Regions from separate parts of the Homo sapiens genome. Here region 2 is linked to region 1. Evidence: chromatin contacts called from ENCODE Hi-C or POLR2A ChIA-PET data. All regions are on one chromosome and are shown on one strand. Each heading gives the region's core, a stretch centred on a gene start or an enhancer-like site at or near the end of the contact. The rest is flanking DNA. Distances are from core to core; before and after follow the strand shown.

Region 1 (4,250 bases), core at 1,137-3,636:
ATGTGCCAAGTACTTTTCTAAGTATTTTATAAGTATTAACTCATTTATTTCTAAAAATAAAAAAACCTTTGAGGGAAGTATTGCTATTATCTCCATTTTACGGATGAATACAAAGAGGCACAGAGAAGTTAAGAAATTTGCCCAAGGTCATAACTAATAAGCATTTGTGCCAAGAATTGAACTTAGGCCTCTGGCTCCGTGAAATTGACTAATTGATTTTGCTTTATGGGAGCTTCTTTATGAGATATTTATTGGATGAAGAAATAGAGCAGAGTGGCTTAAGAGCATGGGTTTTAGACCCACGTCGACGGGGTTCAGATCCTAGCTTCATGACTTATATGGCCTTAGGAGAGTTATTTCACCTTTATCAGCAGCTAAAAATTACTCCTCTGTTAAATGGAGGTACCTACTGTCTAACTCATAAGGTTGTGAAGAAACTAAACGGCATTTAGCACAAAGCCTGGCAATACAATAAATGTTGAATAAATTATTATAGCCGTTACAATTATTATTACTGTAATTAATAATATTAAAGTAAATGTGGGTGGGTGCAGTGGCTCACACCTGTAACCCCAGCACTTTGGGAGGCTGAGGCAGGCAGATCACTTGAGCCGAGGAGTTTGAGCCTAGCCTGGGCAACATGGTGAAACCCTATCTTTACAAAATATACCAAAATTAGCAGGATGTGGTGGCACGTGCCTGTGGTCCTAGCTACTTGGGAGGCTGAGTTGGGAGGATCGCCTGAGCCTGGGAGGTCAAGGCTACAGTGAGCCATGACCTTGCCACTGTGCTCCAGCCTGGGTGACAGCAAGACACTGTCTCAAAAAATTAAATAAATGAATAAAATATGAGACTCATTTTCTCCTCCTGTTTTATTCTCATGCTAAAACAATAATGCTTGATACTTACTGAGGGTTTTCTGTATAATAGGTATTATACTATGTTAGTTAGCACTTGTCTAATCTCAGAGAACCCTGTGAAGATGTAAGCTATTTCATGAATAAGGAAAATGAGGCTCAAAGAGATGATGTAACTAGTTAAGTAATTGGCAGAGGCAGGAACTTAACCTAGATCTCTGGTCTCCAGGGCTCATGCGACACAAAATATTTTCACTTGTGCAGATATATATTATTCAGTGTGTAGATTATTTCAAGCATGAAATTCGTGTCTTCTCTGGAAAATCCCGACTTGAGTACTGTTACAAAGTCAAGACGATTGGTGATAGGAGAAAGCTCATGTTCAGCTCAGTGGTAACTGGGAAGAGTATGTTATCTGTTTGTGTCAGAGCATGTGTAGTAGTCTGGAAGTGAGGAGACCTGAATGTAGATGCATGTCTAGTGAGCAGTGATTTCCCTTTCTGAGTTTCCGTGCACATTGCGTATTATATAGTTTAGACAGTGTGCTCATTAAGGTCTCTTCCAGATATGAAAGCCCAGGATTCCCTGATACAACCCAGTTCTTTGGTCCTAACCCTGCAGGTGCCAACTCCCCCAATCCTGCAAGTCCAGAAGAGCTGGCTTTCTCTTCCTTGGACCTAGGCCCTGCATAGGTTTCCCAGCAGCACTGACCTTTTACCAATAGAAAATGAAGAAAGCAACTTAACCCTGTCCCTTTTATGTATCTTATCAGGTTGTTTCTGTTGAAAAGGAAAAAAATAAACTGAAGCGGAAAAAACTGGAAAATAAACACAAGAAGGATGAGGAGAAAAACAAGATCCGGGAAGAGTGGAACAATTTTTCTTACTTCCCTGAAATCACTCACATTGTAATAAAGGAGTCTGTGGTCAGCATTAACAAGCAGGACAACAAGAAAATGGTAAGTTTGTCCCAGAAGCTCTTAAGTCTGGATCTGGTGATGAGAGGGAGAATTGCTGAGTTCCGTTCTGCAGCACATGATTTTCAGAGTTCCTGTCCTAAAGAGAAAACAGGATTTTCTTATTGAAGCCAAAAAGTTCCTATTACCAAGGCATTCTCAGTGTTTTAAAGTTACACCGATACATTCCAGTGCCTTTCTTTGGTCTCAGAAATGTGAATCTGCCTTAGGATTTGCTTCCCTCCCAAATACACCTCAGCATCAATATTTAATTCACAAAGCTAGTGGATTTGAAGGAAAAGAAAACCAGCGAATGTCAGTGTTTCCTCCCAAGGGTTCTGGCACGGCCTCTCTGCTGAGCTGAAGTGCAAAGCAGGAAGCCCCACGTTGCCCTCAGGCGAGCCTCGGCCACAGTGGCAGTCATCGATATGGTGTCAGGCACACCCCAGTGACTCTCGGACAGAGGAAAGGGTGTTTAATCTCACTTCCTCTTTTTTGGTATCACTTGAGGACATAATCTAAACAAGCAGGAAGTGGGAACTCTGCCAAAATAAACCTGTTTGTGTCAGGGGAAGTCACAGCCAACAACATGCAGAGAGAGCGGCTGGTGAGACAGCTAGCACTCTTAAGGTGAGTGGAGCCAACACCAGGAAAGGCCACATTCTGCCAAAATGTGGCAGATACTGTGTCACAATGATAACGCTCAGTGCTGAGGAAGAGCCTGGTGATACGGTTTAGGGCAGACAGTCACTCTCTTGTATTCAGAATAACTTGTCTTTCTGATATAACCTTTTGGAAAACAGTTTGGTAACCTGTTAAAAGCCTTGAAAATATTTATATATCCCTCTGTTCAGGAATCTAGAGAATGAATCTATCTTCCAGAAACAATGTGAGAGGCAGGTTATGGTTTATGAATAAGAATATTCATTCCAGTAGTAATTAAAGTGTCAAAATTCTGAAAATAACTTAAATATACAATAATAGGAGAATAGGAAAATAAATCACAATTTGCCTGAGAAGCAGAATATTAGAAAATCAGGTTGCTGAATTTTTTAATGACCTGGAAAAAAGGTCAGGGGAAAAAGCAGGATATAAAACTTTACCTATAGAATGGGACCAGTTTTGTTCAAAATATCAATAGGTATGCATGTATATACACATGCTCTTAGAAAAATAAATATTAACAGCTACTTATTTATGGTGGCATTATGAGTGGTTTTAATTTTCTTATTCTCCCCTCCTTTTTTTTTAAACAAAAAACTTACATTAATTTTATTAGAAAAATATAGTAAAAACAAAGTGAAGAGGGAGAAGTAGAAGAGCTCAGATGGATGTTAATGGAAAGATGCGAAATGGAGGGAGAAAAGAAGAAGTGCTGTTGATGGAGCACATCCTGGATATCAGGCCCCGTGTTATATGCTGCATCCTGGATATTAGGCCCCGTGTCATATGCTGCATCCTGGATATTAGGCCCCGTGTCATATGCTGCATCCTGGATATTAGGCCCCGTGTCATATGCTGCATCCTGGATTTTAGGCCCCGTGTCATATGCTGCATCCTGGATATTAGGCCCCCTGTCATATGCTGCATCCTGGATATTAGGCCCCGTGTCATATGCTGCATCCTGGATATTAGGCCCCGTGTTATATGCTGCATCCTGGGTATTAGGCCCCGTGTTATATGCTGCATCGTGGGTATTAGGCCCTGTGTTATATGCTGCATCCTGGGTATTAGGCCCCCTGTTATATGCTGCATCCTGGATATTAGGCCCCGTGTCACATGCTGCATCCTGGATATTAGGCCCCGTGTTATATGCTGTGCCTGTATCTTGGTCTGTCTTAGTCCTTGTAAGAACCTTAGGGGACTGAGCATCAGCTCTACTTGAAATGAGGAATCTGAGACTAATCAAGAGGCATGGGATCTTGCACAGGGTCACTCAGTGAGAAAGTGGCAGGCACTTGCCCAGCTCTGTCTGGTTCCTGCCTGTGCATTTTGCCTGTGTTGCTTTGGCTTCTAAGGCGTTATCATCCCCCAGAGACCCCGAAGGGAGTGAGGGAGAGGCTGACATGTCCATGATCTGGCTCTTCAACGTGGTGTATGCCTGGTGCACATTTTATGAGCCTGCCCCATCCTGTCCTGTCCTGGTTGACACAGTCAAGTCTAGCACCAACACAAGTTGGTGCACCCATCATCTAAGTCAGAGCTCACCCTGGCCACATGGGCCAATGACTCTATGCCAAGCCACAGTGCTGTGGAGGGAGCAGGAGGAGGGCAGGAAGAAAGAAATACTTGATTCCTCCATTAGTTTGTTTTTCTTTACCACGCTAGCCCTTACTGTGTGTCAGGTACTTCCTATTCTGAGCACTTCACAAATACCACCTATTTTAATTTTCATGTCAACCCTATGGGTGAGTATGATAAGGGGAAACTGAGGCACG
Region 2 (4,208 bases), core at 190-2,689, 120 kb before region 1:
TTTTGTATTTTTAGTAGAGATGGGGTTTGACCATGTTGGCCAGGCTGGTCTTGAACTCCTGACCTCATGATCCACCCACCTTGGCCTCCCAAAGTGCTGGGATTACAGGCGTGAGCCACCATGCCCAGCCTTATCTCTGTATTTTATATATATATATATATATATATATATACACACACACACACACACACATATACATATATATATACATACATACATATATATACACATACATATATATATACACATACATACATATATATATATTTTTAAATTTTATTTATTTTAGTTAGGGGCTCACTCTTTCACCCAGGCTTCAGTGCAGTGTCAAGATCATAGTTCACTGCAGCCTTGACTTCCCAGGCTCAAATGATCCTCCCACTTCAGCCTCCCCAGTAGTTGGGACTACAGGCATGCACCACCAGGCCTGGCTGATTTTTATTTTTTTATTTTTTATAGAGGCAGGGTCTCACTGTGTTTCCCAGGCTAGTCTGAAACTCCTGGGCTCAAGAGATCCTCTTGTCTTGACCTCCCAAAATGCTGGGATTACAGGCATGAGCCACCACTGCAACTGGCCCATTTTTTATTTTTCTTAATTCAGCATCCACTTGGTGGCTGTAAGCCTCTGACTTTTTTCCAGAGTCTGAAGAAGTTAATTCTGACAGATTCTGCTTGTTTTTTGAGTTTCTATGGGGGGGACAGGAGCTTGGGGCTGCCTACTCTGCCATTTTGCTGACCTAAGTAGAGTTTGAAATCTTAAAATAATTAAATGGTTAAATGAATGAACTTTGGAGACAGATGGTCTGAATTTTAATCCTGCCTGTGCCACCAAAAAGTTTGTAATAAGTGAATTATTTAATCTCTAAACTTCAATTTCTCATCTGTAAAGTAGGAATATGGGAAGGGCTAATTAGGATCATTTATTGTAAAATCAGTAGTGTGCAGTAAATATTTGACAAGCAGCTCTCAGAAGGGATGGGACTGAAAACCCTGATTTTTAGTGTTTGCCAGTTTCCATGGTGTAAATATTCCTGATATGGCCGAATTTAAGATGCCAGTGTAAAATCTTCTAATGCGGCTTGAGAAAACACACACATAATTGACTCTCATGAGCCAGGGAAGGCCAACTCTAGCATATCACTTTCTTAAAAAGTATGAGGTACACAATAAGTGATCAATCAATAAATATTATCATCTTCAATTGCTTTGAACAAAATGAATAAAATAAGAATGGTTTCTGAAAAGTCAAGATACAGCATCTCCCTCTATATTGCCCTATGTTATAAAATACTTTATACTCTAGGTACTTGGAAATGTTATCTCCAGACAGTCCATCTTCTGTGAGAACAACATTTCACATCCCCTTTCTATCTTTAGGTCTTGCATCATTGTTTACAGTGAACACAATCACAGAGAGAATAGTCATTGTCCACAAGTCTGCCTGAAACTGACCACACTTCAAAGGACTTGCTTCTAATTGACTAATCTATTAACTTTTCAGGCTGCAGGAAGACTTAGAGGCATCATCCTGCCTTGGCTTCTGGTTGCCAAGGTGTTCTGCCTGATACCAACTTTGTCAGCAGTCACCAACTAGCCATGCTTTTCCCTTGAAGGCACATGTAGATTGCCTAACCATCCACACCAGGCAAACAATTCTTCAAATGTCATGCCCTTTGCACTTCTGTTCAGATCCAGCCTTAGAGAAGCTTGTGAAGCAATGACTGTTTTAATTGGTCTCCTGGGTACCCAGGCCTAATCCTTTACCAAGTCACTAGTTATCCCATGTTCCTTATCTGTCTGTCTATCCATCTATCCTTCCATCCTCATCCAATACTTACAGAATGCCTATGGCTGCAAATACAAGGATGACTGCTTGGTTCCTGCTGTCCATAAACTCACAGCCTGGGATAAGGTAGGGTAGAGTGAATAGATATGCAAGCAAAATAGAATGGATTGTGATAAGGGAAAGTAGAAAAGTACATGCAAAGTACTCTGGGAAACTAAAGGAGGAATTCTGCCTACCTTGAGGAACTAAGGAAGTTTTCAGGGAGTGCGTGCAGGTAACCGTAGGGTAAGATTGGCTGGGAGCCAAATTGTGCTAGACCTTGTGCACCTGACTGTGGCAATGGCTGCTTCAGCAACAGGGAGCCTTTCTTTCCTTTTGTTATTTCCCTGCATCTTACAACGTTAAGGCCTTGGTCCCTGCTAATAATAAAATAATAATCAACTTTATAAAGAGCTTACAATATGCCAGATACTGTACTAAGTGCTTTATATTTTTTTTTTGGGTGGGGGGTGGCTGTTGGGCAGTGTCTCACTCTGTCACCCAGGCTGGAGGGCAGTGGCACAATCATGGCTCACTGCAGCCTTGACCTCCTGGGCTCAAGCCTCCCACCTCAGCCTCCCAAGTAGCTGGGACTACAGGCATGCAACACCATTTTTTTGTAGAGACGGTCTCTCTCTGTTTCCCAGGCTGGTCTTGAATAACACCTGGGCTCAAGTGATCTTCTTGCCTCAGCCCTCCAAAGTGCTGGGATTACAGACATGAGCCACTGCACCCAGCTTATTATTTAACTTAATCTTCACAACAACTTTAGAAGATAGAAAATAGGAGATGCTGTAATGGTGAGAGTTTTAGAGCATTCCTGAGGACCTGGAGAAAACTTGCTGCCGAGAAGGAAATTTTGAAGGTTTCATTGGTTGAAAAAGGTGTCTCTGGAATCACACTCCTAGATCTTTCTTAAAGACTTGAAAAGAATTAGATTAGGGGCCAGGTACAGTGGCTCACACCTGTAATCCCAGCACTTTGGGAGGCCGAGGTGGGTGAGTCACCTGAAGTCAGGAGTTCGAGACCAGCCTGGCTAACATCTTGAAACCCTATCTCTACTAAAAATACAAAAAATTAACAGGGTGTGGTTGTGCACACCTATAATGCCAGCTATTTGGGAGGCTGAGGCAGGAGAATCGCCTGAACCCGGGAGGCAGAGGTTGCAGTGAGCTGAGATCGCCCCACTGCACTCCAGGCTGAGCAACAAGAGTGAAACTCTGTCCAAAAAAAAAAAAAACAATTAGATTGAGGCCATGGGGGACATAGAAGGTCACCCCATCTCTGATCTTCGCCATCACAATTGCTACAATCGGCTCTTTCCAATTTGGCTACAACACTGGGGTCATCAATGCTCCTGAGATGATCATAAGGGAATTTATCAACACTTTGAAGGACAAGGCAAATACCCCTCCCTCTGAGATGTTGTGCTTGTCCCTTTGGTGCTTGTCTATGGCCATATTCTCCATTGGTTGTATGATTAGCTCCTTTTCTGTTGGACTGTTTGTCAACAGCTTTGACAGGCGTAATTCAATGCTTACTGTCAACCTGTTGGCTGCCACTGGTGGCTGCCTTATGGGACTGTGTAAAGTAGCTGAGTTGGTTGAAATACTGATCCTGGCCTACTTGGTTATTGGCCTCTTCTGCAGACTCTGCACAGGTTTTGTGCCCACGTACATCGGAGACATCTCACCTATTGGCCTGCAAGGTGTCTTTGGCACTCTCAACCAGCTGGGCATTGTTGTTGGAATTCTGGTGGCCCAGATCTTTGATCTGGAATTCATCCTGGGGTCTGAAGACCTATGGCCTGTGCTATTAGGCTTTCCCATCTCTCCTGCTATGCTACAAAGTGCAGCCCTTCCTTTTTGCCCTGAAAGTCCCAGATTCTTGCTCATTAACAGAAAAGAAGAGGAGAATGCTAAGGAGATCCTCCAGTGGTTGTGGGGCACCCAGGATGTATCCCAAGACATCCAGGAGATGAAAGATGAGAGTGCAAGGATGGCACAAGAAAAGCAAGTCACTGTGCTGGAGCTCTTTAGAGTATCCAGCTACCGACAGCCCATCATCATTTCCATCATGCTCCAGCTCTCTCAGCAGCTCTCTGTAATCAATACTGTGTTCTATTACTCAACAGGAATCTTTAAGGGTGCAGGTGTTCAAGAGCCCATCTGTGTCACCATTGGTGTGGGTGTGGTTAATACTATCTTCACTATAGTTTCCCTATTTCTAGTGGAAAGGGCAGTAAGAAGGACTCTACATATGATAGGCCTTGGAGGGATGGCTTTTTGTTCCATCCTCATGTCTGTTTGTTTGTTATTGAAGGATGAGTGTAATGGGATAAGCTTTGTCTGTATTGGGGCTATCTTGGTCTTTGTGGTCTTCT

Evidence for each region. A loop is a pair of places that touch in the nucleus more often than their neighbours do. ChIA-PET counts read pairs that join two places held with the same protein, here RNA polymerase II (POLR2A). Pooled maps may share reads with other maps.
Region 2: a loop to region 1 is called in a pooled map, with 7 times the contacts of the local background. The contact joins two enhancer-like sites. A Hi-C loop is called at or near these places in 5 of 37 single-sample maps with no recorded cell type and 5 of 50 pooled maps. POLR2A ChIA-PET finds 5 or more read pairs at or near these places in 7 of 52 experiments (CD8-positive, alpha-beta memory T cell, Caco-2, GM12878 and 4 more).

The regions. Positions count from the first base shown.
Region 1 is chr1:64,862,352-64,866,601 of GRCh38, reverse strand. JAK1 (Janus kinase 1) reads left to right here. Exons shown (of 25, transcript NM_002227.4): 8 at 1,630-1,815. Among named protein-coding and RNA genes, the nearest start is that of JAK1, 100 kb to the left of the region's middle. Within about 2 kb of position 2,386, at least 27 of the 41 ENCODE cell types and tissues checked have a DNase peak (open chromatin) inside an H3K27ac peak, as active enhancers do.
Region 2 is chr1:64,984,967-64,989,174 of GRCh38, reverse strand. It overlaps LINC01359 (long intergenic non-protein coding RNA 1359), which reads left to right. Exons shown (of 7, transcript NR_119383.1): 5 at 1,502-1,912. It also overlaps a transcript of JAK1 not described here and the pseudogene SLC2A3P2. Among named protein-coding and RNA genes, the nearest start is that of LINC01359, 15 kb to the left of the region's middle. Within about 2 kb of position 1,439, at least 3 of the 41 ENCODE cell types and tissues checked have a DNase peak (open chromatin) inside an H3K27ac peak, as active enhancers do.